3 separate regions of the Mus musculus genome follow, and regions 2 and 3 are each linked to region 1. A link is a loop called in an ENCODE intact Hi-C map of the cell type or tissue named here. Cell type or tissue: left cerebral cortex. All regions are shown on one strand. Each heading gives the region's core, and the rest is flanking DNA. Links, peaks and the distances in the headings are about the cores only.

What was found. Peaks named below come from ENCODE experiments on the same cell type or tissue, not always from the same donor. Only the 100,000 strongest peaks of a DNase experiment are listed, where the experiment ranks them.
Region 2: a loop joins it to region 1, with 2.1 times the contacts of the local background. A loop is called at or near these places in 7 of 42 quality-filtered maps.
Region 3: a loop joins it to region 1, with 5 times the contacts of the local background. A loop is called at or near these places in 5 of 42 quality-filtered maps.

The regions. Positions count from the first base shown.
Region 1 is chr17:66,344,258-66,354,660 of GRCm38, forward strand. Mtcl1 (microtubule crosslinking factor 1) reads right to left here. Exons shown (of 14, transcript NM_172963.4): 10 at 9,866-10,120; 11 at 3,986-4,264; 12 at 2,097-2,128; 13 at 1-108. Among named protein-coding and RNA genes, the nearest start is that of Mtcl1, 100 kb to the right of the region's middle. In left cerebral cortex, for the core only: no CTCF peak of the experiment used is centred there; DNase peaks (open chromatin) are centred at 1,666, 4,945, 5,966, 6,640 and 4 more places; H3K27ac peaks cover 4,680 bases.
Region 2 is chr17:66,240,497-66,250,899 of GRCm38, forward strand. No RefSeq gene overlaps it. Among named protein-coding and RNA genes, the nearest start is that of Gm20742, 53 kb to the left of the region's middle. In left cerebral cortex, for the core only: no CTCF peak of the experiment used is centred there; no DNase peak of the experiment used is centred there.
Region 3 is chr17:66,259,820-66,270,222 of GRCm38, forward strand. No RefSeq gene overlaps it. Among named protein-coding and RNA genes, the nearest start is that of Gm20742, 73 kb to the left of the region's middle. In left cerebral cortex, for the core only: no CTCF peak of the experiment used is centred there; DNase peaks (open chromatin) are centred at 1,895, 5,655, 5,940, 6,495 and 5 more places; H3K27ac peaks cover 3,937 bases.

The sequences.
Region 1 (10,403 bases), core at 1,091-9,090:
GGAGTGACATCCTCCTTGCTGCCGGCGGAAGGTAGCCCCTTCTCAGGCAGGAACGGAGAGACGTCCATCAGACGCTGGAACTCGGACATACAGGACACAGACACAGCCCTGGGGAAAGATGCAGAAAAGAAAGGTGTTAGCTCCTGGGCCATGCTCTGCACAAGACGCACCCATGGAGGTGCCTGCCTCTACCTAACTCATAAAGCATGGGCCAGCCACTTGATAACCTCTGAGTGGCTGATACACTCCCCCAATGAATTCCCGCGCCATTACTGTCCTCTATAGGCGACAAACTCGCTTAGATGTGTGATCAACAGTAAAGGGGGAAGACAAGTGTGACAAAGCCATAGTTGGACATTGGTAGCCAATGCGCATGAACGCGAGTGTGGACTTCCTCAATGCTGGCATTTTTTTAAACTCTGCCTGTTTCAATCTGACATAAATTTGTTGAATGCCTTCCATGTGCCCATCTGCCAACACAGAGGTGGTGGGTGGCCTACTGGACAAGTCAGAAGGTAGCTGGGGTATACATGCAGCCGGTCTACCCACCTGGGCAAACAAATGCTCAAACCTGGATGTGCCTGCCACCTGAGCTGACAGAAGCTTTGTGACCTGGAATCTCTGGCAACTGCAGCCGAAGTGGGAAGGCAAAGTGGACACTATCACATGTCATGAGCTTCCCCTCACCTGAGAGAGTTTATACCTGGGGTTCTAGCATAGCCCTAGCCATGCCAGAGGTGACCCCAGATCCAGCACACAGACTGCTTCTCCACAGAACCTGTTAACAGTAGGCCATGCTGAGGCTACCCGGTGAGCAAGTGTGTACTCTCAGCGGTGTCTACACAGAACCACCAGTGGAAGCAACGGGTGGGGGCTCCGTGGCTCTGGGGTGAGCTGGATGGAGGAATGCAGAGAGGAGAGAGAATGGAGGGACACTTAGAAGCAGCCATGTTGGAGAGACAATAAGACTGGGGTGTACTGGAAGCATGTCTGAGCACCTCCTGATGCAGATGTGGCAGGACCAGCCGTATTGTTAGAAGTCGGAGGGTGCACAGCCAGGGGAGGGGACCAGGACCTTCGTGGTTTTGTGTTGGACATTTTGATGCTGTTTAGAGATTATGATCCCTGTGTCGACTACTTCTGAAATCAATAGAAACAAGTAAAATTAAAAAAAAAAAAAAAAAAAAAAAAAAAACACGGTCATAGTGCATAAAGGCAACAGAAAGATGGGAGGCCTGGACTATCAAAGGTGAGGACTCAAAGCCTCTGCCTTCACCTTCCACACAAAGATAATATGCTGCTATGGATGCCAGGGAGCACTCAGCAGTGACAGCTGCGTGCTACTCCTCTGTGTCAGATGTGACTGATTCCCTGTGTGCCTGTACACGTAAGCTACCCAGAGAAAAGAGAGTATCTTCCAGAGAAACTGAAGCTCTCCTGTTTACGGATGTGGAAACTGAGGCCCTCGGAACAGATCATTAAGAGGGATATGCAAATTACTTCCAGAGCCCAAGCCCACATGTGGACTTCGCCGTTGCCCGGGGCAGACCAGAGAAGAAGGACAGATCCATGCCTAGGCAACAATCTCGGTGGTGTGGACCACAGCCAGCACGGGCTGGCAAAGAGACACTCCTTTAGAGCCTCCGAGTTCACCCGACAATAAAGGATAAAGCTGGAAGCGGCAAACTGCCAGGGAAACAGCACCCGATGGAAATAAAATCTACAGAGGGAAGAAAAGCAAACGCGGAGAGCTCCCATATCCATCAATGTAAGGGAGAAAGGCAGAAGCAGGGAGCTCAGACCGGCGAGCAGGGAGCAGGTGTATCACTAACATGAAGGGTGGCAACCCCAGGCTATTCCCCTCAGGAAAGCCTCTAACTACAAGCCCAGGCATAGCAAGTCCAACACCTCGTGGATGGAGAGGCTTTCTGAACTTTGCAAGAAGCAAAGTTTTCCTTGGCTCGTTTAATAGCTGGCCTTTCCGAACACTCCTTTGGACATAGCATAGAAAGCATATGTTGCCCTTTTTGTTGCTAAAACTAAAAAACACGGCATGTCTACGAGATGCACGATTTAAAAGCCATCCATCGACTTACCTCTGAAGATTGCCCTTGCGACTTTCTTCTTCCTATAAAGGGGAAACAAATACTTGCTGGAATCAGTCAGTCTTGGCTTCCTAGGAATCCTGTCTGGGCTAAAGTGACTTGTTCTGCTCTGATCCCTTAAAGGTGGGGTTTGGAATGCTCACGGAGGCCGAGTCCTAAGCCGCTGCCCTGAGCCCTTTGAAGCCGACCAGTAAAAGCAGCATCCGAAGCATCACGGGAGGGCAGGGTAGCCTCTGCAGTCTCTTCCTGGAAGGAGGGGGTGCCTGAGGGGAGACCTGACTGAGCTTGTTGAGGGAACTGCTCTTGTGCATTCCTGCGGAGACCTCCTGACTTCGTGGAGTTCAAAGACCTGTCGATCCAGAGCAAGTGGTGTGTGTGTGTGTGCGTGTGCGTGTCAGGGTGGGAGCAGAGGGTAACAGTGAGAAGAGAGTTGGGAGCTTGAGGTCCTCCAGTCTAAATCTTGCCATGGAGGTTGGTGTGGCCTTCTTGGGGATAGGCCCCCCAGCTTGCTTTTTAGCACTCTCGATTACAAGCCAAAGAAGAGTAACAGCAGAGAGCTGTGCTGGCCAACAGCACCACAGAGGCACAGGTTGTCTGTCTACTGGGAAAGGACTCTCAAGCCGACACGGCTTGGAAGAAACAGTCACTTGACAGTAATGAAACCGTACTCCTGGGAACAGGAAGACTGAAGGGTGCCCCTCCTCACAGACAGCATGTCTCTGTTTCTGCTGCACAGAGGAGTAAAGTCCCCACTTTGACCCTGTGCCCTCTCTTCTATGAAACTGGGCTATATGCATTGCCTGCAGATCTGTGAGCAGGGCTGACAAACAGTCTACCACCCCAATACACACCACTGGGATTAAGGTGTGTGACGTCACTGACTGCATGGTTGAGCATCCCTCAATCCGGAAATTTGTAATAGGAAGTACTTCAGAATCGGAAACGCTTCCAGTTCCGACACTTGTTTCACACACACAAAATAAACATACTGAGTAAGACTACCTCCAGGTTTTGAGCATAAGGTGTATACAAAACTCACAATGATTTCTGTGTTTGAATTGATTCCGATCCCTAAGACACCTTATTATGTGCATGCAACTACCCCAAACTCTGGAAGAATTGGAAATCCGAAACTCTGTGGTTTGAGCACTTTGAATCAGGTACGTTCAAGTCATATAACGTCTCCATATTTCAAAACTATCTGAGGCAAGTCCCTGTAAGTATGAAGTATTTGAAAAACTGCCATCCAGTGTAGCCACTATTAACTGGTTCACATATAATGATCCCTACACCCACGTCCCCATTCCATCCTCCCAGATTTATTGAGACAGGGTCTCATTATCCCTATACCAGTTTTAAAAACAAGGTTTAAAAAAAACCATCATCACTGGAAAGAAATGTAACAGAAATTTGGTGGCTCTCTAAAGTCACTCATTTGGTAATCTGATTGTTGGATGTTTTTCCCTTTTGCCCAGAATAGCATATTTATAATAGCTGCCATTTAGTGATTGATAGCTATCAAATGTTAAGAAATTTCTTAATACAGAATTACTTCTCAGCCATTAGCTTTCTAGAATCAGAAAACTGTACTACAATTTCAAGAAGAGTTGAGAAATACACATTTATTTTCCTCTTTTGTGTTTTGTTCACCATACTTTTTCTTAAGAGTTACGCAGCAGGACCACAGTCCAGCGTTTCAGCAGGACCGGGGTCAGGTTCACCAAATAAAGTCATCACATCGCCAATGGCAGCGGTTCACGTGGCTCAATGCACAGGTTGTCTGGGGAACCTGATGAGAGGGGACTCTGCTCAATACTAGCTGCACTTAATGACAGCTCCCTCCAGCCATTAGGAACCTCGGGGGACAAACCCAGGCTGACCTCGGCAAGGCAGTTCCTGAGGGGTGGCGGATCCCCTGGATCATCATCCAGGGACAAAGCGTCCAAGTACAGGTTCTCACTGGCCGAGCACCTGTCCGACTCCTTCAGTTTGGAGAGCGGCCGGTCTTCAAATGGGATGGAGTCGGCGTCTTCACAGGGCCACATGGACACAGGTCTGGAGGAGTGAAGGCTTCCTTGGTGCGGGTAAGGGCGTGTGTCGTCTTCCCTTCGGCTGCAGAGGAAACTGCCGCTTCTCCGGGGACTTTTCTCTTTCTGTAACTGGGGGGGTATTAAAAATGAAAATAGTCAGTTTCCATTTTTCAGCATGAGAATCTCTCTAGGACCATCCCTTTCCTGCTGTATTGAGTTGCCTGTGTCTACCTGTAAAGACTTGGCTGGAAGCAAGTGTACGGTTCTGACCTTAGTTTCCGAATGCCCCGCAAGACAGATGATGCTTTCTGAAGAAACGCATGCTTTTACCAGGGCTGCAGAATCTGATTTGCCACACAAACCTCCCTGATGTTCGGAGGAGTCTTTGCTCGCATTCTCTTTATTTTTGTTGTAGTCATATAATTTATTTATCAATTATTGCACTCATGGGAAATTAGACTTTTTTTTTTTAAGTTTAATGGGAGTAAGTATAATACTTTCATTTGCAGTTACCTCCAGGACTTTAGTTATGCTCCATAGAATACTTTCATGGATGGCAAATTCCTGAGATGAACCGCATTTTCCTAATTGATTCAAGGGGGATAACAAATTCTATATATAACTCAAGTGATTGAACTGGAGTATAACCACGTGGTGCTAAAGGTGGCTTTACCTCTGCTTGAGAGGGTTAGCTATACAGATGGCTAAAGATCTAGCACGCTTGTGGCCTAGCTTGGAAAACTGAAGTGGCAACAGGCAAGCACTTCTCGGAGTGAGAAGATTGGAGATGAAGGGGTTGGGGATAAAGCCAGTGAGACTGCACGTGCCTAGCATTTGCAAGGCCCTGCTCCAAATCCCAGCACTTAAGAAGGCAGGGCCCATAGCTGCGGATGTGTGGCCTGCTGGTTTGTCAGCAGACGTGATTTCTCAGTTGTGGCTTAGCTCAGTGGAGATGAGCAGACAGGTGAGTTGGCAGAGGGGATGGTAGATACGGACAGGTGAACTTGCAGTTGGAGTAGTTTATCAGAGAGCTGGCTATGTACAATCACAGAGGACCAATGAGGTGTGGCTCAAAGCTCCCCCCACCCCCACCCCACTTATAGAAACTACAACTGAGGCTTGAAGGCCTTTCCAATGAGATCCTCGCTGGTGTATGCTCCTAGATTGACCATTCTCTTGAATAAGTAAAATTTCTAACGAAATCCATTTGGACTTCATTCGAAAGAGTGGCCAACTGAAGATTTTCAGTTCTCAAGTGCTGAGATGGTGGAAGAATTTCAAAAAAAAAAAAAAAAAAAAAAAAAATCCCGGCTCGCAACATCCCTCAAATCCAGACAGATGGTTTTTGAGAGCATCTTTACAAACTGCATCTCTGCTAACCCAATTTGAGCCTACCTCCATGAGCTTGCAGAAGTGTGGCTTGTGATCCATCAAGGAGGAAGGTCTACAGGACACAAGGGCTTCTACTCAGTTTATTTCTCATTTTGGAGGTGTTCACTCAGAAAGCTCTGAACATTATTGTTAATCTAAGAAAGGGGCAACCTGCAGCAAAACCTTAGATGGCAACCTACAGCAAGTTCACTGTTAAATTGGGGAATAATCCAATCTCTTCGGGTTTGAGCTCAGCTCCCTCTGTCTCTTCTCCCCCTCCCTCACGACACATCTCTTCGCAGTTCCCTTAATGATGCTAAATGCTCCGCTTAAAAAAAAATTTATATAAAAAGGAAAGCTTTTTATTACATCCCTCTAGCACGTGTCAGTGCCGTTTGAGTTTCAACACATGATCCTCTCCCAAGTTATTTTGGGCGAAGAATTAAGATGCAAGCATCGAGCTGGGAAGCCGCAAATGTGCGCCGAGGGTGTGTGTGAGGAGACGACTAAAGAGGAGAGCTATGAGCAGACGCGCTCTAACTCAGTAAAGTGGAACTTCAAAAATAAACCCGGGCGGCCAGCAGTAGTTCGCACTGGGGCTGCTGAGTGTCAGGTTTCCTTAAAATTAAAAAAAAAAAAAAATAGCCATGAGCCAAAGCGGCCAGAGCTGGCAGTCCCTGCTGCTGAGATGCCTGCGTGCTGCTGTAATGGTATCATGGGTCCTTTAGTGGGTAGGGTTTTCCAGGGCTGAGTACCTATTGTACTTTCAACCTATGGCAGAACAACAGTTAATACAAACAGAACATTTAACAGGTTCTATGCCGAATGATTAAGGACAGCAAAATCTCAAGACTGTCACCTCACAATCGGGTGAGAAGAAGGTCACCCCTTGAACAGGTTTTAGAGGGTGAGCCGGCTGCTCAGGTTCTGAAGGTAGCTGACTTAGCTCCCTAAGTACATGAATAGATACGCTCTGTGGCTGAGACCTGGGAGCTGATGGGCCCTATGGGGAGATCTAGTGTGACTACATAAACGCTAACTACCCCCCAGTCAAAAGTGAATTGAGATGAGAGTTCTTCTGCTAGGATAGATGAGGCACGCTGAGTGACCCTAGCCACGTTCTGACAGATGTTCGTCATAAGCACCGCCTCACGCGGTGTAGAAATTATTCGGGAGTTTAACGACACTGGAAAAGCATGAAGCATATGTTCTGCAAGTGGAAAATGGATTTAGTGCCACTTCTTTGTCCATATCAAGTTATCACAGCCAAGGTTATACGGCTTCCCAAGGAGTCAGATATCAAGTGGGAGCTGTGAGGGATATTCAGTTACATATTGGCTTCATCTATGGAATGTACAGCTAGACATTAAACCAGCAAGCAACTGGGGGAGCCATGAAACCAGTGCGTGCTTCCACTTGTACATAGATCTCTGTAGGCTCTCACCTGAGCCGACGTCCTCCTTCAGATAATACTTATGGCTACTGTATGAATTTTCAAATAGGGCATTGAAATTACAAAACCCTTGAAGATGCTGAGTACTTTGATGGAAATTAGATCCATTTCTGAGAGCCGCATCTCTATGTGTGCAGCATCCTTTCATCATGGGCCCCTCTGATAAACAGGGAAATCCTGCCCAGATGCTGGGGTCTACAGAACAGGTGTGAGGGACGGCCAGGCGGACGCTACAACACCTAAGACACAGAAATGAAGCTCAGCTCTTGGTCCTTGTTATCACCCCCCCAAAATAGTCTCAAAGTGAGGTGGACAGCTCAGCCCCAGGTCACTTCAGATACTGAGTGTCATCAGATGTGTCTGGCCAAGGTTTTCTTTGCTAGAAATTCCTCATTCCCCAAAGAAAAACAAAAGCCTGAGATGCCCGCCGAATTCATGGCAAGTGTGACTTTCAAAGCTGAAGAGGCCTGGGACAGGATCAACAAGCAGCAATGACTAGACAAGGGGATCCTCAAAGGCCCATGACAGGGAACATGATGGCCTCACTGGGGTAGAGCAGGGACACCCAAGGTGAGCACTGCAAAGCGGTGGCTGGGAATGAAGGCCCCTAGGGCCAGGCTGCTGCGGGTTACCTGTTGTTTTCTGAGAGATGAAACACGGCCTCTCAGAGGGAATAGAAAGCTTCAAGCGACACACAAGGTCCAGGAAGCACAGGGAATGAGAAGAGCCACTGAGAGTCTTCCCCCAAAGTTACATAAACACTAACAGTTGGGGAATAAGAAGGCCCCAGTTGGCTGAGCTGTCTGCAGTTTGTGTACCATAGGTACGTACGACCTCACAAATCACGTGCTGCGGTGGGGCTTTTCAGTGAGGTACCCTCCTGCTAGCCACCAGGCTCCTATAAGTAATCCCTCATCCATGGTCCTGTAAGTACCCCAAATAAGCCCAATGGTTTGCTAAACTAGATTTGGGTTGGAATTATCCCTTGATCTGTATTCAGAACTCCATCTGGGGCAGAGACATCTGTTCATGTCTCCTAAGAAAAAGTCAAGTTGGGTGTGATAAATTGGTGTTTATTTTATAAGAATACATGCTACTGTTAGCTCCGAATTTCCGCCTTGAGGCAGACCCACTCAACAGAGCACAGATGCGAGGCACAATCTGGCAGGTCCTTCACAGGGCTGTATTTCCAAACCAAACAGGAAGCGGTGACTTTCCTCTTGGTAGTATTTGGAGAATTTTGAAGTGGAGCCATATCAAATATTAGCAAGGTGACTCACTGGTGATCAGCGGGGACAGCCTCCGCTCCTTCAGTCTGTAGTGCTCTTTCTCCTTCCCTTTCTACTGTTTCTGAGTCAAAGGTTCTGGGTCATTTCTAAGTCACTTAGTGCTTCCTGGGTCCCATTTAAAATTTCCATGCAAATTTAAACTCAAATTCACCTCCATTAAACTTTAGCATAGGAACCGTGCCGTAGCTAAGCATACTTAGCAGAGCATACTTTTCAAAAGGTCCTCTTATTAGCACGGGCTGAGTGAGTACTTATAATGGAGTCATGATCCCCTTTATCCGAGTTACTGTTTCTAACTGACTGATATCTCTTGAGGCTTTTCGCATTTATAAGAATGATGGATTGAAAGAAGCAAGGTTATCTGTGGGCTGAGAAATCTAGCCACTGAGGAATTCTAAAACCTCCGCTCAGTGTGACGTGAAAACCTGAATTTCTCACATCGCTCCGGGCCTACTGCAGCTACTTCAGCTGCACCAACCGTGCGCAATGCGGAGAGCAATCATTCAGGCTGCGGGAAAGCAACTCCCTCTGCTCTCCCCACATCCGTCTGAGTTTGTTTACCGGAAGATGATGAGCTACCAGATAACTCCCTTGGTTCTGGTCCTATCTAATCACGGCTCAGCAATACCCACAGCAGGAGCAATCACCAGCAGACAGTGGCTTCTAACTCGGTTTGGTAATTACTTCGCTAATGGTAACAATTCCGTTCAGGCTGCAGCCATCTCCGCGGCTTCCGTAGCCATCTTAAGAGAGTACTCTGGGGAAAAATTCCCTGAAGGCAACCTGAAATAACTTCCCCTTTCAAGTTTAATCTCCAAATCCCTTTAAAAGGTCACTCCCCAGCCCCTGCACATGCATACAAAGAAAAGTCTACTACCATCTCTGCAATGAAAGGTGTGTGTGCTGTTAGGGTGTAATGAATAACCTTAATTGCTAACCTCACTGGATTGAGAAATACCTACATTACGTAATACTGACCTGGGAGTGTCCACGGTGGCCTTTCAACTAATTACATCCTTGGGGCTCTGACCTAATGAATGAATGAATGAATTCCTAGGCAAATTCATAGTTGATGGTATTACTGGGAGGTGGTGGAAGGTAAGAGGTGGGGTCCTGCTGGATGAAGCAGGTCCGTGGGGCCGTGGCCTTGTCCTGTCCTTCTTCTCGACTGCTCTGTGTGCTTCCTGTCCACCATGAGATGAAGGCCCTCCTCTGTCCTGCGCTTTAACCACCACATACGGTCCAAGCCCAGCACCAAGCAACCATCAACTGACCCAAAGCTGATCACATCCTTGTTTTCATGGGTCTTCAGGGCACAACTACACAAAAGTAATACATGGATCCCAGGACCAAGATCTCTACTGTGGGAGGCATTGCATTTCTCACTCTTCCTCTGGATTCTCTCAATAGAATGCAGATGACAGCAACAATCTCCTTTCTTTATGTTACTGGGCTGAGAACTATCTATGAGCTGCGCTGTGCTCTGGGGCTGTGCAGTGCTCTGGGGCCGCGGTGCACTCTGGGGCTGTGCTGTGCTCTGGGGCCGCGGTGCACTCTGGGGCTGTGCTGTGCTCTGGGGCTGCGGTGCACTCTGGGCTGCTGCTGCAGCACACCTACCTGCTCCACCCGCCACAGGAGCTCCTCCTTCTGTCGCCCCCACTCCTGCCGCTCGCTGTCCAGACGCTCCAGCAGCTCCACCTTCTCCCGGTTCCAGTTCTTCTCTCGGTGATGGATCTGCCAGCGCAGGTCCATCACCAGGCTGTGGCTGTCAGCCAGCAGTTTCTGGTGCACCTCTCTCTCCTTCTTCAAGGCCCCTTTGCCCTCAGCAGAGGAGTCCAGCTCGCCCAAGCTTTTCTCAGTCTTCTCTTCCAGCTGCCAAGAAGAAAAGACATAGGAACACCCTTTCTGGAAGTCCAGCATTGGAAGGGGAAAGACAGCTCAGTTATCGACACAGGCTTGCAGGATACATCCGTAAGCCAAGCTGAACAGATCCTGTAGATTTTTAAGGCCAGAAATAAGAATATTGAATGTGAAATCTCTAGATTGTTGAGCGCAGTTCTTACAGACTCCTTATTAGCCCCACCGCCCAGTCTAAGCCACTCTGTCTTCTGCCTCTACAGCTCCTTGAAGGTGGTGCCATGGCTGGTCCAATATT
Region 2 (10,403 bases), core at 1,228-9,227, 100 kb before region 1:
CTGATTAGTGGCTTCTGGAGAAATGAGTATTGCTAATATGATCGAAGAAAGGGATTGATGCTCTAACACTGGCTCACAGTTGGGATGGCTCCTGGGACCGGGTGGCGCTGTTCGCTAGGAGCTACCTACCATCACTGGCAATCTCTGGTCGAGCCTTCAGAAGGCACCCGTTGAGTTTGTGTCTACATCAAATAGCTCCTTAGCGTCTGCCACACTGCATCTGATTTGCCTTATCCTTCCCTGCACGTTGAAGTCACTGAAGCAAGCTTTAAAAGGGGAAGAGTTTAAGATTGGATTTGTAAAATGTTTTTTACCGAAACGGAAATGCATGTCTCCGTTAATGCTTGGTTGATTTGTGCCTCATGATACTCGAGAAAAGTGAGCAGGGAGGACAAGGCAACAAAAAATATTTAAAAACGATGTTAAAGCCTAAGGAGCTATGAGAGTTGAAGCCAAGGTGACCCCACACTAGAGAGCTCTGTGAAACATGGGTTGGCCTGGTGGGGTTAGTCCGATTTCTGTTACTATAACAAAACACCTGAGACAGTTTACTTACAAGAAGAAAGAATTTATTCTGGCTTGCAGCTATAGAAGCTTTGGCCCACACAGTCATAGAGGCTTTAGCCCAGGCTCTGGTGGCCTTGTATAGGGCAGCACACACTGTCAGGGAAGATGTGGTGACACAAAGCTGCTTCCCTCAAGGCTGGGATGTGAGATAAACAGGGAAAGAAGGAAGATTAGCTAAGAATTCAAAGATGTCCCCTTAAAGTTTTGCCACCTCGAGGAGCTAGAGAAAGGACCTAAGAAGCTGAAGGGGTCTGCAGCCCCATGGGAGGGACAACAATATGAACTAACCAGTACCCCCAGAGCTCCCAGAAACTAAACCACCAACCAAAGAGCACACATGGTGGGACTCATAGCTCCAGCTGCATATGCAGCAGAGGATGGCCTAGTTGGTCATCAGTGGGAGGAGAGTCCCTTGGTCCTGTGAAGGCTTGATGTCCCAGTGTAGGGAATTGCTAGGGACAGGAAACTGGAGTGGATGCGTTGGTGGACAGGAGGAGGGGGAGGGGGAGGGGTTTTTCGGAGGGGCAGCCAGGAAAGGGGATAACATTTGGAATGTAAATAAAGAAATTACCCAATTAAAAAAATAAATACCCATATTAAAACAAAACAAAACAAAACAAAACAAAACAAACAAACAAACAAAAAAACCAAGTTTTGCCACCTCCAAATACTACCAGGGATTCCAAATGCAAACTGCGTACCTGGAGCATTCAGGGCCAAGGAGGAAGGTTTACAACACTGCAGACTAAGTATGAACAGTTAATTCTGTATTATTTCTGTTTCTAGGGTGTATCTCGCAGAATAGGAGACTAAGCAGGCCCTTGCCTTTGCCTCAGGTTCCCCCAGATGTGTCCTTTTTCCTGAAGCCTGATCCTATGGGGTGGACTTGACTTGTGAGCATCACTTTGTTCAAACAAATCATTGCTGGGGATTAGAGAATTGGGAATTCGGTCAGAAAGCCAGTGAACTCTGTTGGGCCTTTGTTTCCTGTCTTTCCATCCCCTGTGGCCCCGCCTCCTGTTCCTGCCCTGGGGCCCTTGATCTTTCTCTGTCTCCTCCCTCCTCTCCCTCCTCCTTCCTTGACTGGGGCTGTCAGGAAGAGAACTGAGACTGGAATCTTTTTTTCTATCCCGAGGGTACTTGCTTTGAAAAACTTTTTTTTTTTCCCCTGCTGCCCTGAATCCAAATGTCCTTTGCTTCTTGTAAAAACTCTGGTTAGTCTCAGTGGTGCTGATGGAAGAGATCAGAAATCTCCAGAAATCATGATGTTAGCGGTTCCCTCTTTCTGAGTGTGGGAGGTCCTGCAGCCAAAGCTCAGGTGAGTACCGGGGTGTGTGTGTGTGTGTGTGTGTGTGTGTGTGTGTGTGTGTGTGATGTTGGCTTCCTGGGCGTCAGTCTGAGCACACAGGTTAATCTCTCGCCATCCTGTGGCAAACTGCTGAGGCAGGCACTCCTTACTTTTAATGGGAAAGGAAGCAAAGACAACTAGGAGTGCAAGCTGGGTTCAAGATGGTCCCAACGCTGGTAGCTGCAGCCACTCCTACCAGGCAGGGCTCCGTGACATTGCTAGGTCTCATGCAAGGAACTCCCTGTTTCTCCCATGTGCATAATTATTCCCTCCATCCATATTGCTGGCACTAAAATCTTCTCCACACCATTTCTCATAAACCTCATGAGCAGTTCGTGAATTTGGGAAACTGGGATATTTCACAACTCACTTCTCTGAGATTCCAAGATGTCGGTGTCCCTTCTGATGTTAGAAGGCAGTTGGAGGAAGAACTCAGTTTTTTGTTTTTTGTTTTTTGTTTTTGTTTTTGTTTTTGTTTTTTCAGACCCTGCCTGATCTGGCCTTTCTCACTCCCAACCACCCTGGCTCGCTGAGGGCCTGGCTCCCTTGGCTAGGTTTCAAGTGCTGCGGCACGCACAGTTAGGTACTTAATAAATCCGTTGTAAAGCTAGTGTTTCCTGAAGCTAAAGTAATGGCCCATGTAAACAGTATAAAAGTAACTGAACCAAAAGAACAAAACAATATATATATAAAACACAAAGCCATCAGAGGCTTGAGGGTATCACGTAAGACAAGAGGAAGTAATGGAGAAGAGGTGCGCCCCAAGTCCCAAAGACCAAAGCAGACTCGGTGGGAAAGAGGGGGAAGCGTGTTTAAATGGGTTCGCTTCTCTCTGCAAATAAATTATCTCCTTTATTCCTTGGATGAAACCTGTGAAGGGTTGGTAACCTCTCCCTGAGATCCATGAGGGCCCTCCCCTCCCCTCCCCTTTCCTCCCCTCCCCTCCCCTCCCCTCCCCTCCCCTTTCTTCTTAACACCATTCAACTACTGATCTTCTGACTCTGAGTACCGATTTGTTTGCCACTGGCTTTTCTCCACTTGGCCACGGAAGCACTCTGCCGCAGCTATACCCTAGCCCAAGATGGAATTCCTCCCAGGACAGAACCCAGGGTCTTCTCCAGGCCACTAAGAAGCACCAGGTCCTTAAGTTCTACCTATAGTGTTCTTTCATAGCAAACACGACCAATATCCTGGTGTGTCTCCCTTTGACAGTCAGTTCTAGAGAGACATGGAAACACAGGTCACAGGTACGAATTCAAATCCCTGCTGTTGTGAAGTCATGAGAGACTCTTCCTGTGCCTTGGTTTTGCCATGAGATTGCCATGCACGCATGGTTGATCGTCTTGAAGACTAAATGAGAAGTATATCGTGCTAGGAAACTTTGCGCAAATCTGACCATTGTGTTATTATACCAGACAGAGCTGGTTTCCCCTCAGTTTCCTAGAACACAGTCTACTAAGCGTTGGTTTTTCCAGGGTGACATAAGTGACTTTCTTGTTTTGGGTGACCCTTCACACTAAGAAGGGGACTCAGATAGGAGGCCGTCATATTGGGAGAATGGGCTGTGGTTAGAGGGTGGGCTTCAAGGCAAATGCTAACAGCCCCCTCCCACCCTTAGGAGACACACTGTCAGGAGACTGAATTTTCATATCACCAATGACTTCAATTGTGCTAACTAGTGAGACCCGGCAAAACTTGTGAGCCCCTTAATTGTCACCCCCAGTGTCACTGAACACACCAGTGTGTCAGGGCAATGATGTGTGCTAGTTCTATGGGGAGAAGCTTTGGAGCCTCCCCAGGCCTTCTCCTGGGATCTCCTTGACCATACCCTTATGGTAAACCTGAAGTCCGGATCCTAACTGTAGCAGCAAGCCTGCGCATGCGCCTGCGTCATCCTGGCGAGGTAATCACACAAAGGGTCATGCAGCCCCACCCCCATGCGCTTGTCTTATTTGCTTTTTGTCTTATTTGCTCCTCGACACAGGGATCACACACGTGACCACTGTACTCCGTCCCACACTGTGATGCCGAGGTGCCGTTCCTTTCACAAGCCTTGTCTGTTCATTCTGTCCTGTTGCTGCCTTGCTATGAAGCACATGGACTCTCAAAGAGTATGCTCTTTGCCTCACTTCCCGTTGCCGTTGCCATAGAGCCTCAGCAGCACTCTGCCGCGGGTCCCCTGTTGCACCTCAGAGCCTTCCATGCCGCTGTCTCCTGCTCCTATGCCAACTCTTTTCACCTTTTCTCTCCAAATTCTGTCGTATGGCACGTAGGTTGTTCCCTGAAGGTTGTGCCTCGAGTTCCTCCAGAGTGTCCCCATGATTCATAGCGGCCTCATAGCGGCCAAGCAGTTCCCTCTTCCAGGTTTCTCTTGGAGGAGAAGCTGCGGGATGAACTAGCGGGAAGGAGCCAAGGTCAAGTCGCCTGTGGGTCTCTGTCACAGCGTGGCTTCCCTCGGAGGCGATCGTGCTGCTAAACACTCACAGAAAGCACTGTCTACCCCCTGACCTTTTAGTCAGTGAGTCTTAGGGCCTGGGGTGGGGCTGGTGTGGAAGTTTTTTGACATGGAGCAGAGCAGCACAGATGAGAGTGGTCCAAGCAGTCCTCAGGACGGAGGCATAGCTCAGGTGTGAAGTGGGCTTATTATCATCCTTAGGTTTGATCCTCAGTGTGCATAACACACATGTACACACACACACACACACACACACACACACACACACACACACACACACATGCACGCACGCGCACACGCATATGCACGCACAGCATCCTTAGTTATATCCACACATGTCATCTATCTGACCTGAGCTTCTCGGTCTTACCTGCACCTTCCTTTTGGACCTGTTTGGTGACAGGGCTCTGTGACAAAAACCAGAGGGATGGCCTCTCCCAAAGACTTCACAGTTGTCTCCTCAGACAGTTAAATATTACCTTTTAGATCCCACCCTCCCTCCCATCCTTCCTCCCTCCCTTCCTCCCTCCCTTCCTGCATGTTTAGGTATATGTGTTGTATGTGCACGCATGTAAGTGCCTTTGCATATGTGTGGATGCGGATGCACATGTATCCCTGTGGAGTGCACACATGTATGTATGCATGCATGCATATAAAAGCCAGTGGTCTTAATTAATTACTTTTTCTCCCTTCTATTTACTGAGGCATGGATCTCTCACAGATCCTAGAACTCGCAGATTTGGCTAGTTTAGCTAGCCAGCTTGCCCCACCTCACCAGTGCTGGGATCATAGGAGCAGGGGCTCACCTGCCTGGCTTTTATGAGTGTCTAGGATCTGAACTTAGGCTTCGTCCTTGTGCAGAACTTTATTCTCCAGTCTGTGGATATGCCCCCGACCTTCAGCCTTTTCTTGCCTTTGCTTCTAAGTTAACAGGGCTCACTGGGCATAACTATTGAGACAGGAGTCCAAACCCATAAAACAAACTCCCCCACTTTCCAACAACCAGACCCTAACTGCTTGGTGCCTCATAGAACTAAAGCCTTGCTCCCAACGCCCTGGTGCCTCAGCGAGGAAGAGCGAGCACTGCCTGACAAGGTCCCCAGCTGCCACCTTTCCCCTCTTCAAACAAGGACCCCACTCAAATGGCCCTGGAGGTCAGGTCCAATGGCAAAGCCAGGAAATGTCCCCTGAATACCATAAAAGGACTCCATTTTTCTCCCAAGAGTACAGTTTTTTCTCCTGAGAATACACCGCCTATTTCTACCATGTCTGTTCCTCCATAGAACTTCTCCATCAAAAGCACCTAGAGCTTGCTCTTCCGGACACGCCCGGAACTTTTGAGTGAGCAAGCTTCCCCGTGTCCGGCACATCTCAGCCCCGCTGTGCTTTCTCAGCTCCGGTTGTCTGGGTTACGTTTTAAAGACTGTCTGTCTCCGCTCTAGCTGTGTGACCTCAGATGGCTTCGCAGAGAACCGGCCCTCTCAAACAGGGATAATAATAGCGCCTTCTGCAGAAATAATTTGAGGATTAAACAAGGAAGTCTGCATAGGCACTGGATCAGGAGCCTGGCACCGAGTAAGCATTTGAAAATGTCACAAAGAAATAGCCATCAAACATGCAAAGGTCCCCAGAGTGGGTGATTGGGTTTTGAAGCCTGACATCTAGAGAGTGTGTCACACTCAACAGCCATCTGCTGAGTCATTTTGGAGACGGAGCAGGGTGACCCACCTCACCCCGGAGCACTGGGCAGTGTTAAGATCTGTACGCTTCAGGCAGAGTTAAAGATAGCCTTATTGTGAGCCCTCTTGATATTATTTTCCTCTAGGGAAGTAAATCACAGGGAGCAGGGAATGGGGCAATTTGGCTCCCTAATTGATACCCATTGAACTGTCCCTGGCTATCCTGGCTCCCTTGAGCAAAAGGACTTGGGTTAAACTACCAGCTGGACCACTTATGACAGTACCAGGCATCCTGCCCACTCTATGGTCAGCTTCACATCTTCTTCCTTCAAGGATTTCCACCTGTCTCTTTACACAAGTCAAAGCCACGACCATGAACACAGGACCTTTTCACAGTTTGGGGAATTCCTGTAATGAATTTTGGAATCTGAGATTACTCTTGGGAATCCCTGATATTGGAGATCCAAGGGTCTGTTGCTCTGCAATACTGAAGAAAGGCCTGGCTTCTGGTCTGTGCCTATTGTGGGGAACACCTATTCCCTCATTTGGCAAAAGCCCCTTCCTCCCTTCTGTGGCTTGGCTCCAAGGTCAGGACAGGAATAGAGAAGCAACCCTGTTGGAGTGACTTTTTCTAAGAAAGGTTATTTTTTCGAAAGGCAGGGAAGAGAGCTGTAACATACAGGAAACCTGACTTTCTCCTGGACTATTTGGTTTTCTTTAGGAAGTAGACCAAACTGAATCTGGAGAACATCTCCATCTGAGTGTTGAGTCAAAGCCTAATGTGGGTTGCAGTTGGTATTTAGCTCCCTGCCCTGTTCGAGAAGCCTGGCTCAGTTAGATACCCTTGGGCAATTCACTGCAAGATGCTCATAAGAATGGACCTGCATCTCTGAGCCACACATGTTTATCCTGCACGTACGAGGCTCTTCAGAGTCTGAAACAAAAACAGGCTAAGATGTATGCAGCCACGAGCATGTCCAGGCATTTCTTGGAGTGAGGACTAAGGATTTCTTGGCCATGAGAAAGGGACTAAGGACTGGGAAAAGGTTGGAAAGTCCAAAGGCTTGAGGAGGGGACAAGAGAAGAAGCTGAGAACTTCTGAGAGAGTTTGTAAACCAGCCTACCACAAGCTTGAAGATTTCAATTCAGACACATTCAACAAGAGCAATCCATTTTTGTTGTTGTTGTATTTTATTTACCCATTGTTTAGTTCTTTTGTTTGGGAGGGAGTCATGTAGCCATGTGTCTTAGTTAGGGTTTTACTGCTGTGAACAGACACCATGACCAAGGCAACTCTTATAAAGGACAACATTGAATTGAGGCTGGCTCACAGATTCAGAGGTTCAGTCCATTATCATCAAGGTGAGAGCATGGCAGCATCCAGGCAGGCATGGTGAAGAAGGAACTGAGAGTTCGACATCTTCATCTGAAGGCTGCTAGTGGAAGACTGGCTTCCAGGCAGCTAGGATGAGGATCTTAAAGCCCACACCTAGTGACACACCTACTCCAACAGGGCCACACCTTCTAATCAAGTAACTCCCTAGGCCGAGCATACACAAACTATCACAGCATGGGTGAAGCTGAGTTCCTCTTCTTTCAGCCTCTACCTCCCAGGTGCTGGGATTACAGATGTGAGCCACTATACCCAGCCTATTTCTGTTTGTTTGTTTGTTTGTTTGTTTGTTTTTAAACAAGTTTCTTCTCTGGGAAAACATAGTTCTCCTGTTTATTCTCATTCCCCTTTAAGAGATACACAGTTTTCCCAATTGCCCATTTTTAAATGCGACTCCAGTGCCCTGGGAAGATGCCCCCAGGGACGTAAAACCATGCCAGGAAGTTTGGTAAGGTAGAGCAGGTAGAGACCCAGAGACTCAGTGGGCAGACACCTGAGGCTTAGGTGACTTCCAGCTGGCTCCCTGTCAGGCTCCTGACTTGGAATACATGCCATGTTTCTCACACAAAAGAAATTTGTCTATGGTCACATAGGCCAAAACAGTGTTCTCCATCCTAATGAGGTACCTAGAGGCCTGGAGGGCTTAGCCAATAAGCTTCCCTTCCTAGACATTGCTCCCTGCAAAAGGTATTTCACCTCAGGCCCACCCCGAGAAGTGGGTATGGTATGGGACCTCATGCATCCATTTTCTGCCATGAACAACCAAGAAACTGTTTAGAACCATGGACCCATGTGTTTCATCAGGATCCACCATGGGGAGCCATGAGGAAGATATTTGCCTAGAGAGCCGCAGTTTAATTCTCCCGAAGAAGGCCTCTCTGCGCTCTCAGCCATAACTGCCACCAAGCCTACTTCCACAGAGCTAAGGACAATTCCCCCTATGGGATAAACCAGAGCTCCCCTTCCCAGTCACCTACCCCACCCCCTGGCCCGGGACTAGATGCGGTCCTGAGTTGTTTCTCAGCCCATGACACCATTCTCAGCTTTCTCCACTCCCAGTGGTATCTTGATGTCCAAGAGTCTGGGAACCCCACAGCCTGGCCTCATCGCTGAACAGGGGACCCCCGAACCAGCTCTGGCTTCCCCACCCCCCAGAGCACAAAATCCTTGCGTTCCAGCCCCACAAGAGGCCGTGCCCAGCTGTGGAGCGGACATGGCCCAACATGGCCCCGCTCCCTAACTGACCTTTGTCCATCCTTACCACCCTAGCTTAGCTAATGATTTCTCTTATAACCCCCTCAACTCCCCAGTCCCCTGTGAAGTGCCCGTCTCTGCTGAGCGGGACCTCTTCTCTGTAGGGTTTCAGGATCTATAAGTTACTCAGAACTTCTGGCTTGGTGGTGAGGCGCTGTAGGGCGCCTGGGCAGTCTGGGGTTGACCGCACGGTCTCTCCGTTCTCTGGAGTTGTTTTTCAGCTTCTCCAAGGCCAGATACGTGAGGGCTTTAGTTTCTGACAGAGGAACCTGGTTTATCCTCAGTACTTGCAGCAAGGATCAGAGCAGTAAGACATCAGCCCAGCATCAGGGCACCATTGATGGTGTGGATCCTGGCTGATGCTTTACTTCCGGCCGCGCTCTCTGGCAACTTTCCCACCCCTGTGGGCCTCAAGGGTCAGACTCAGCCTCGCAGAGGTTGTTTAACCAGCCACACCAAGCTGCATACAACCAGACTCCATAACAAACCCTTTCCCCTCCCCATTCCTCCTAGCCTCTCTGCAGCTTGCCTGTTCTTTCTTCCTTCTTCTGACCCACCTTCCCATCTCCTTACCCATCCATACACCCACTTACCATCTTCTGACTTTCCTATCTCTCCCCTACTGTGTCTTTCTCTGCTGAACCTTAAAAACCATCCTCGTGGCTATCCATGCTTGCCCCTCACAACCCTTACAGCACCTTCCACTATATCCTACAATTGTCCAATATCCCCGCATCGCTTCAGCCTTTCCTTAGATCACTGCCCTACTTATGGTAATTCTCTGTCTCTGTCTCTCTGTCTCTGTCTCTCTCATTCTCTCTCTCCATATATGTGTGTGTGTGTGTATGTGTACATATAATATGTGTATGTGTGTCTATGTATGTATATATGTATGCATGTATGTCTGTATGTATCTGTCTCTGTGTCTATGTGCATGTTTGTGTGTATGTGTGTTTGTTTTTTATGATAGGGCAGTTTTTATATCATCCTGGCAGTTCTTCAGAAAATTGGGAATCAATCTACCTAAAGACCCAGCTATACCACTCCTGGACATATACCCAAAAGATGCTTGCCTATACCAAAAGGACACATGCTCCATTACCTTCATAGCAGCTTTATTCATAATATGCAGAAGCTGGAAACAACCCAGATGTCTCTATACCAAAGAATGATTACAGAAAATGTGTTTCATTTACATGATGGAATACTATTTAACTATTAAAAGCAAGGACTGAATGAGCTTTGCAGGCAAATGAATGGAACTAGAAAATATCATCCTGAGGGCTGGTGAGATGGCTCAGCAGGTAAGATGCAGCCCAGGTTGGCCTCAAATTGCTTTGTAATATATATATAGTGTGTGTGTCTGTGTATATATATATGTATGTATGTATGTATGTATGTATGTCTTTGTGCATGTGTGTATTTGCTTTTCCTTTTTAAGATAGGTGTGATGTAGCCCAGGCTCACCTCAAATTGCTTTGTAGTATAGAGTGACTTTTAAATTCTCATCTTCCCAGCCCACCAAGTGCTGCGGTTACAGGCAGGTGCCCCCTGACAACCCTCCATAAATATTTGATGCATGAAAAGTGGAGTGTATTTTGTTTCTACAGAAACACTTTCCCTATGTGCAGCAGGAATCTGCTTTCATGATCGGGAGCTGGATGACAGACCCGTTCCTTGAGCACACATGAGATGGAGAGACGTACA
Region 3 (10,403 bases), core at 749-8,748, 85 kb before region 1:
GCACGTCCTTCATTATATTTAGATACCGTGAAGGAATGGGGCACTGTGCTGCTAAGAAAGAGCCACCTCCAGACTCTCATTTATATTCTCCACCCAAAGCTTGTGAAGAAACTGTGGGCATAGCTAAACTGTAACAAATACAGAAGTTAACTAGGACTCTTTTAGGGTGTGCAGATGAAGGGCCCCAAAGCTTAAGTGGTGTGGCTTCATGGCAAAGTATTTAACTTTGCTATTCGACGATTTTCTCTAGGGTTATCTCGGAGTGTATTGCAGGGCCAGGGAAATGGCAGCTAATCACAACTACCACACATCAGAACCAGTCCCAGCATTACTTTTTCCTAGTCCCCCCATCACAGGGCTCTGTGAGGCCACCTGCCCCCTCCCCCCTTCTCCCATCTGTCCACTGTCTCTTTCCTGAATCCTAAACCAGGTAGGCTTTCTCAGGATAATCTCTCCAGCTCATTTCTCACTTTGTTTTCTGGCAATATCCAATCATAAGGAAAAGCAAAGTATATACATACACACACATGTATATATCTGTAAATGTACATATCTATATTTGTAGATATTTCTGAATAGATATGTGTGTTTTATATGTCTGTATATAGGATACATATCTATATGCATTTATATACCTATGTACATATGTATGTATACATGATGTATGTGCGCGCACACACATACACATACATCTCACGTGCTCTTTCCTTTTGCTAGGGGAAGCCCTCATTGGTTCCACCATGCTTAGTTTCACCGAACTTCTCCAGAGCCTAACACTGCCTCTGTGTCTCTAGTCTCCTCCCTCATGAGTCTTGCTGAGATCCCCTCCCCTTGGTCCCAGATGCCCACTCCTCCTCCTCCTCCTCCTCCTCCTCCTCCTCCTCTTCCTCCCTCTCCTCCTCCTCCTCCTCCTCCTCCTCCTCCTCCTCCTCCTCCTCCTCCTCCTCCCTTTTGGCAGATGACTGAGCCTCCCACTTTGCAGGAAAAGATAGAACTCACCAGATGGACGAGCTCTTGCCTTTTCCTACCTCATCTCTGCCCTTTTGGCCACCTCAGAAACCAGAAGCTATGGACCACCCTCCCCAGGGAATTATGCATTTATCTTTCACATTCAACTGTTTTTTTTCCTCAAGGTTTTTCTCTTTGGTTTTAAATATCTGCAGACCAAAACAATCCAAGTCAAAAGAAAAGAAGGGACAAACAACTCTTAGCTGATTATTCCCTTGCCCCCCCCCCCATTATAACTGGCACCCTACCCCTCTGTCCTGCACAGCCACATACAGCACGCTCAGTTAGATTTGCTCTCTTGCTCTCCGTGCTCTGCACGGTCTTCAGACCTCCGTGGCTCTGTGACTGTGTTACTCCTGCTCCATCGAGCTGCCCAGCAACTACTAAATCTGAGGGATGCTTTCAGTCTCCCTGGGTCTGCCTCTTCCCCAAGCATCACTGGTCACTGTTCTTGCATGTGTGTGGTCACAGACTGATAGCTGGTGTCAATCATTCTCCACCTTGTTTATTGAGACAGGGTCTCTCTCACTTGAAAGCAGACCTCACTGATTCAACAAATCTTGCTGGTCAACTTACTTCAGGCACCCTGTCTCCACATCTGGCATGACGGGATTGTGGGCAGGTCAGCATACGAACACAGTATTTACTTGGCATGTTGGTTAGTTTTTTTGTCAGCTTGACACACACAAGAGTCAACTTGGAAGGGGGGCCCTCAGTTGAGAAAATGCTTCCATGAGATTGGCCTGTTGGCCAGTCTATGGTATATTCTCATCATTAATGATTGAGGTAGCAGGCCCAGGCCACTGGGGAGGTGCCACCACTGAGGTAGTCCTGAGTTGTCTAAGGAAGCCAGCTCAGCAAGGCACTGAAAGTAAGCCAGTCAGTAACACTCTCTGCTTCAGTGCCAGCTTCCAGGTTCCCGCTCTTGGGTTCTTGCCCCGGTTTCCTTCATGATAGATGGTAAGCTATACAAGGAAAGAAGTCCTCTCCTCCTTATGATGCTTTCTATCATGGCATTTATCATGGCAACAGAAAGCAAATCAGAACGCTTGGGTGCTAGAGAGCTGAACTCGGCTCCTAAAACTCCTTCAACAACACCTTTACCTACTGAGCCATTTCCCTGGCTCTGAGCCCTGTGTTCTACACCTACTAAATCTTACACTTATCTATTTTCTTCCACACCCACAAAGCTTATCTATTTCCTGCTGGGTTTTTTTTTTTTTTTAAACTTGGAATAAACAATAGATTTCCCGTAACTATAACATTTGTCTATGCAAACTCGGCTACCTTACAATCATTGTTGGCTACTATATTGTTGTGTTTGGATCAAGACAAAGTTCCTTTGAAATGCCCATGAGACCCAAGGAGACCTGGCATGTGTCTCTCAATTAGACTTTCTCTGGCATTGTCTCTGGGCTCTATGACCTCCAACCAGGCTCACCTTTCTTCAGGCTTTGGTTTCATCCATAATGCCCATGACCTTGACTTGGGTCTTTGTAGTCTTTCTTCTCTGTTGCCTGTTACAATCTTGTCCTTCTCCAGATCTCAGGGTAGTTGCAAATTCCTCAAAGAAATTGGCTCTGAACAAGTGCTTTAGGTCCTCATAGCACACAGCACGCTGCTTCTCCTGATAGTTGAGATGTTATATCTGTTGATGTAATTATGCAATTAATGCTACTCTCCCTCACTAGTCTGGAAACTCAACCCTCACTAGTCTGGAAACTCAACCCAGATTTCTGGCATCTAACATAATAGTATTAATTAGCTTCTCCATAAATATTTGTTGAGCAAATGAATTTTGGGTAGCAACCAAAAAACATTAGGTCCACGTAAAAGTCAGTGGAAACCAATTCAATTAGAGAAAACCAGACTGTTTAGTCGAGCTTGCAAGGGATCCAGTCACCACTTTTGTATGGCAGAGACTCAAAACCAAGCAGAAAATCAGACAAGCTTTGCAGTGGGGAAGGGAAGCCTGAAGCTGAGCTCTGACTAGAGCCTGGTGCTGTGAATAAATAGGTGGGTTAGCTAAACACAGGGCATCCCATGTGACTGATTAGAAGTCCATATTTGACATTTCCTGATTGGCCCTAATTGGAAACAGGAACAAAAATCAGAGACCACATCAGCTGTTATTCAAGTGTTGAACCTTTGGACAATCATTTGCTGGAGATAACCGTATGGCGTCCTGGGAGTCTGACTCAGCCAAGCAGGTTTGGCCTCCTGGCCTGGTTACTGTAGATAATGAGTAGCATGGTGTTCCTGGGCTGGTTGCTGACAAATCAGGAGCCTTCTTGGTTTTATATATGATCTGGCTTTGTCTCGTCTCTGTTATGTGTTTGAATCTGAGATTTCTCCCACAGGTTTCATGTTTGGGGCAGTTTCCTGACTGGTTGTGCTCTCTGGGGTGTGGGTGTGTGTATGGGAGGGTATGAAACCTTTGATAAGGTCTAGGTAAGGCCTAGGTGGCAGTAGTCTCGGGTGGGGGGGGGCTCTGATGGCCACCCCCTTTCTCCTATTCCTGCCACTTTCCCAGATTCCTAGTCGCCACTTTATATGCGCACCTCTACAGATAAGTGGTTCTACTGAGTCTACCTACTAGGACAGACAGATTCCTCCTGAAACCATTGCTTCCTCCTTGTTCCCATCAGCTAGTTTGATTGCAGTGATGCAAAAGTAGCTAATGCAGTCCCTTGCTCATGTCTCCACAAGGAGGCAGAGAAAGGAGTGTGGAGAGACTTTGCCCAGGGTCACTTCAGCCTGGGATGTCTACCCAGTAAAGCACTCTGCTCTCATACCCTTTACACTCCACCTAGACTGAACCTGTGATACAAATGGTAGCACTTCCTCTAAGCTGTGGGCCAAGGTCCTTCAGGGGACCAAGGAAACTTATCAATAAGAGGCTTCAAACTGTGGTTGACCCCAGCGTTACAAAGGCTCTGCGGCTTGGCACGTGTGTGTTAACGCTCACTCTCTCTGGGTTGGAAGAAGCACAGACAACGGATTTAAGTACTTTTTCTTTAGTCTTGAACTGGTCAGTACAAAGAGCATTTGGGCACGCATGTCTTAAGAAGGGAACTGAGTCAGACATGGGAACAGAGAAGAGGAGCTGTAGGCACAGAAAGGAGTGATTATTAGCTGCAAAGAATTCTCAAGAAAACTCTTTTCTGGAATGAGGTAGAGGTGAACACCTTTTAACTCCTAGCACTGGAGAAGAGAGGCAACTCTGTAAGTTCCAAGACAGCCTGGTCTATTTAATGAGTTCCAGGTTAGCATGGGCTACATAGTGACAACCTGTGTCAGGGAAGGAAGGAAGGAAGGAAGGAAGGAAGGAAGGGAGGGAGGGAGGGAGGGAGGGAGGGAGGGAGGGAGGGAGGAAGGAAGGAAGAAGGAATTAAGGAATTGAGAAAGGGAGGAAAGAAGGAAGGAAGGAAGGAAGGGAAGAAGGGAAGAAGAAAAGGAGGGAGGGAGGGACAAAAGGAGGGAGGGAGGGAGGGAGGAAGGAAGGAAGGAAGGAAGGAAGGAAGGAAGGAAGGAAGGAGAAAAAAATTATATTGAAAATCTGAATCCTCCTCTATGTCCCTCGAGGAGTAGAGTCTTCAGTGAGCCGTATTACCAAGTGAGGCTTTGCTGTGCAACACTGTACAAAGAGCAAAGCAGGGGTGCCCAAGTAAAGCCTTAAGGACGTGTAGCTCCTTCGGGAACATGCCCAGGACAGTAGGATCCCCACCGCCTATGTTTACCTGCCTAGATGGGATGAGATCCAATACCTGTACAACAACTTAAAAGTCATCTTAAAACAAATATCCTTTTGAAATTGGTTTCAGGTTAAAAATTAATAGAACATGATCAGGTATTGAGGGATAGGAAGGAGAAACAGGAGTGAAGCCCTGAAGGCCAGCAGAAAGAATGGAAACAGGCAACCTCAGGAGGTAGGAGGTGGGGGGGGGGGGCGCTCTCTAGAATGTTCCAGAGACCTGGGAGGTGAGAGACTCTCAGGACTCAAATGCCTTAGATGAAATGCCCAACAGTGGGGAGAGGGAACTTGTAGAGTCCATCTTCAGTAGAAAGACAGGGCATCAAGTGGAGGAATGGGGTTGCCATCCCACAGTCAAAAACTCTGACCCAGAATTGTTCCTGTCTAAAAGAACTGCAGGGACAATGGAGAAGAGACTGAGGGAGAGAAGGTCCAGTGACAGGCCCAAATTGGGATCCATCTCAAGGGAAGGCTCCAAGGCCTGACACTGTGACTGATGCTATGGTGTGCTCACAAACAGGCCTAGCTCCAAGAGGCCCAACAAGCAGCTGAAAGAGTCAGATGCAGATACTTAACACCCGATCAATGGACAGAAGCTGAGGACCTCTGTGGGTAAATTAGGGAAAGGCTGAAAGAAGCTGAGGAGGAGGGTGACCACATAGGAAGACCAGCAGCTTCAACTAACCTGGATCCCAGAGATCTCTCAGACACTGAGCCACCAACCAGGCAGCATACACCAGCTGATATGAGGCCCCCGACACATAGACAGCAGAGAACTGCCTGGTCTGGCCTCAGTGAGAGAAGATATACCTAACCCTCAAGAGACTTAAAGCTCCAGGGAGTGAGGAGGCCTGGAGGAGGGGGGGAGCACCCTCTTGGAGACGGGGGAGGAGGAAAGGGATGAGGAACTGTGGGAGGTTGGACCGGAATGGGTCTAATGATTGGACTGTAAAAAATAAATTTAAAGAGAATTAAAAGGAAAGAAAGAAAGAAATCTATTGGAAAAGGCTGGAACTCAGCAAGCTCTATGTGCACAATTCTTCTTGGCCTCCCGGTGCAGGGCAGAAACCCTCCGAAGTGAGTCTTATGATCTTCAGCCAGAGGCGATTCTTCTGTGATCTGCTTCAGGAGAGCATACAAGGGTAAAGTGACCTTCCTGCGTCTGGGCTTTCTCAGTTAAAATGTTCAGGACCTGAAGGAGCCTCATCTCGGCATACGGTTCTCTGCTCTGAATGGAACTGATGAGGTGGTGGCTGCAGTTTCCTCAGACCTTTGGATTCTGTTACACTCTCAGCAGGAAGCACTCTGCTCTCACTTGCTCTCACAGAACAAAATGCATCTTCGACTAAATGTGTGTGTGTGTGTGTGTGTGTGTGTGTGTGTGTGTGGGTTCTCCACACACCCTACAGACCTGAAATGGATGCCCCTGGAATCACAGTAGCATGTCCCCCATTTAAGTTAATTCTGGACTGCTTATCTGGGGAGCATCAGATCCCACAGGCCAAAGCTTCGGTCCTAAAAGAAAACTCTTCTTTCAGGTGCCAGCTGCAAGCAGCAGTGTGCTCCCTGCTTCTGACTAGTGGCCTGTCAATCAATTCCCTAGTACCCCTCTCAACTGTGTTAAGTGAATTTGCTAGAATGGCTTGCAGAAGCTAGAGGACATTTGGATGCATTTCTAAGCCTGTTGTGTAGGACAAGAAGACATGTATAGGGTGTGTGTGCCGGAAGGGATATGCCTCCTCTAGGCTCTCTCCAGGAGCACACGCCGCAGACACTGCAGAGTCTCAAGTCCAGCTTCTCACGGCATATGCAGAAGCTCCAGTCAGTACACGGCTGTGGTTGATCAAGCTGTTGGCCATTGGTGACCATCCTAAGCTTCTGTCCACCAAGACAGTTTGGAGAGAGGGGGAATAATGGGTGTCAACCCTCTGAGCATATGGTTGGTTACCCTGGCAACCAGAGGGAACCAAATCCTGGGGTTATCTAGCTAGTGGGGCTTTACACAAATAACCTCATTAACATGAGCTCAGGGGTACTCTGAAATGGGATTTTTGTAAATAAAGGCTGTCTCTCACCCTTTGGGCTCTCTACCTGTTTCAGGAACTAAGGACAAAGACATTCTTCTTGCTCTAGTCTCTTAGGAAATTATGAGGGCTACAAGAGCCGTGAGTGAGGAGCAGTGGACGAACCCCATGATATATATACACATATATACACATATATACACATATATACACATATATATATATATACACTTCATAACATTACGCATCCTCGTCAGTACAAACACACTTACCTAGCAGAGCTCTAAGGCGCCAGCTACTTCTCTTCCCGGGTGTGCCCAGATAAAAATGTTTTTGCATATTTAAGCTGGCAAAGTCACTGAAATGATATAATCTCACGATTTTTTTCCCTTGGAGCTCTTTATAGCCACACTGTGAACAGATGCAACTTCACCAGTGTAGACTTAGCATCCTTGCTAAAAGCATTCTGCATTGAGATCTGGCTGTGCCCTGCCCAAAGTCTCTCTGCACTGTATAAAAATAGTGGTTCCCCCAGCCCCAATGTTTCCTTAAAGAATCCATTTGGCAAGCAATATTTGACTACATTGTGAAGATGGAGAGCGCCTGTGTACCTTGATAGATGTGTCAGCAACGCCATCTTCCCAGAATCACCCACAAGACATAAACTGATAAATAAGATATTCCTGAAAGTAGAAATGATGCCACCCTCTAAATTTATCAGAGTAAACTGGGACCAAAATCATATCACCACGAAAATCAGGCTTGAGAACTTGGTGACCATGCCAGACTGAGGGAATGGTGCAAACTCCACCCCCACCCCCAGACCCTATAAAAAGGAAGAGTCCAACACTGTCAGTGATGGATGCATCAACCTGCCATCTGATCAGCCAGTATGTGCATCAAGGGACTGACAGACAGAAAACTCATGGCTGTCGCAGAGGCTCCAACTTGGCTTGGTCCTCATTGTTTGTATGGCCTAGTCAAATTGCTGACTGATAATGTTTTGTAATGCAGTAGTATGATGTGGCAGGAGAGGGTGCCTTAGTGGGCACATGATGAGGCCCTCCCCTCCCTTAGGTACCAGCCACATAATGGGTCTAGTATAAAACGAAGTTTATTTTGGGGCATGAGAAGGGGGAGTTGAGAAGGGAGTAGAGGCAGAGAAAGAGAAGGGACAGAGAGAGACAGAGAGAGAGGAGAGAGAGAAAGAAGGGAAGAGACCAGCTGGGAACATGCGGTGAGAGAAGGGGGACAGAGAAGGAGGGAGAGAGAAGAGAGAAGAGAGAGACAGAGGGACGGAGGGAGGGAGGCAGGGAGGGAGGCAGGTGCAAACAGTCTTTTTATAGCAGCCAGGCTCCTACCTGGCTGTTGCTAGGTAACTGTTGGGCGGAGCCTGGAAGAAACGCTGACCATCCATCCATTTGTCTGGGATCTGTCTACTCATGTGTTTACCTGGACCTGGTCTTGCCTTTCTCCCCACAGCTCCCCTCACTCCGTCACAATTCCCTTCTGCAGCTCCGTCTGACCCTGCAGCCTGGCTTCTGCATCTTACTCCTGAGGAGATTCTCAGTCTTTCTGGTCTCCTTGAAACACATTGAGTTCTGCTGCAGCCCATTTGACCCTTTAGAGACACCTGGTGGCCTACACATATTGCATCCATGAAGATATAATGTAGTATCTGAACGTTAGTGTTGGTCATTTATTATAAAAATAAAGCAAGCAGACAGACTTGTGTTTGCCACAGCCGGGCTATCAAGGAAAGCACAAGTGCCTGGCTGGCTGTGCCGATGAAACCAGTGTGCTTTGTGAACTTACCGCTATTCAATATGTTCTGACTCTGTGGAAAAATACTAGTATGTTTATCCATGTTTCTCTTGGGATATTCAGGCTGGAAACAGCTGGTGTTGGGGCTCAGAGCATGGCATCGGAAAGTTGGAAGCTTGGGCGGGCAGTGCCTGCTGTGGAATGCCCATGTCAGGAACCCCTTCTCAAGATCCGCTCCTAACCAAAGAGCAGAGAAGCGTCAGTGTCTGCCTTTTCTTGACGTTTGCACAGAACTGTGGTTTAGATCTCAATCTTTAGCTGAAGGCCTATGTGTCCAAGGCTTGTGTTCCAGGGTGGAGCTCCTGGGAGCTGGTGGGACCCTTTAAGGGGAGGTCAGAAGGAGTCCTGCCTGCCAAGTGTTCCCACCATTATGTGCTCTCCTGGTAGGAGTAGCTGATGGTTCCTGGGAGTCTCTGCCCTGGGAAGAGCTGCTGATGGCGAGCAGGAGCCTCTGAGGCTGAGAACCAGGACATCTATTGTCTTTATGCCTTATCTTAGGAGTTTGCTTCAATGGTGGACCATTAAGAGGGAAAAACCTTAAAAAAGGAAAAGATTTAATTTGTATTTCTGTGTATCTCTATGTGTGTGTGCCTGCGGAAGCCCGGGGGATCTTCAGATGCCCTGTAGCTGGGGTTACAGGAGACGGTAAACTGCCCAGCAGAGGAGCTGGGACCTGAGCTCAGGTTGTCCGGAAGAGCTGCAAGCGTGCGTCACCACTGAGGTATCTCTCCAGGTCCAACAAGTACAGCTTTTAACTAATCCTTTAGGACTGCTTTGTGAGAGACTATTTGGACAACAAGACAGCCTCTGTCTACCCTGGCCTCCTCTCTTCATTCTTGCTTAACCTGTTTCCACCTCTCACCCAGAAACTCCCCCAGCCTCTGCATATGTTAGATAAATCTCAACCATCTGGCTTGTCTTCAAATCTCCTGTTTTTGTGAGTGCCCCAGTGTGTATGAACGTCATGAAGTTATATGAGATTCTCCTGTTAATTTGCCCGCTGTCAGATTCAAAGTACAGAATTTTCGGGGGGGGGTAAAAGGAAAATTCTCTTTGCCCCTTACACTGGTCTCTCTTGTCAATTAAATGTCTCTAGCAACGTGATAAAATACATCACCTTGTATTTCATTAATCTGATGTAGGTTCTGATCTCAAAGCAGTGAGGGGAAGTTTACTTTAAGGGTGTGTGGGGTGAGTGTGTGCAGGAATGACTGTGGGATGAGATGTCTCTATTAGATAGGAAGTTATTTTCATGCCCCACAGAACTGTTTTTTTACCCATGACTAATTGTGCTAACTATAATCATTTTCAGCTCAATGGTAACCTAAAAGAGAGACTCCCTCTAGGCAGCAAGCCATGCTATTGTTGAGCTGGGCTCAATGTTGCTGCTTGTGCTCGAAAGTAATAAAATTGCATTTCTTAGAAATGAACCAAAAAACGTGTAAAGGAAACAAAGATTGCTCCTTGCTCCTCCAAAATAACGCTCACTACGGGGGCTCGGATTCTCTAGCGTGTATGCCTGTCCAGAGTGCAGCTTCCGATAGCAACTCTGCTGGGCTGGATGGAAAATGTTACCCACTCACTCCTCTGAGAGATTCTCACCGTCCCCTAGGCTCACAGTGATGGCTGCAGGATGCAGCAGCCAGATATTAAACAGAACGTATGTGAGGCCAGTGTTCTAAGACTGAGCCCTTGCACTTCGACCCAGAAAACCAGAACATACCAAAGGGGAGTCAATCGTGCTGAAAGCCACTCGATCCAACTGATACACAAGGAAGCATACAGGTCGCCAA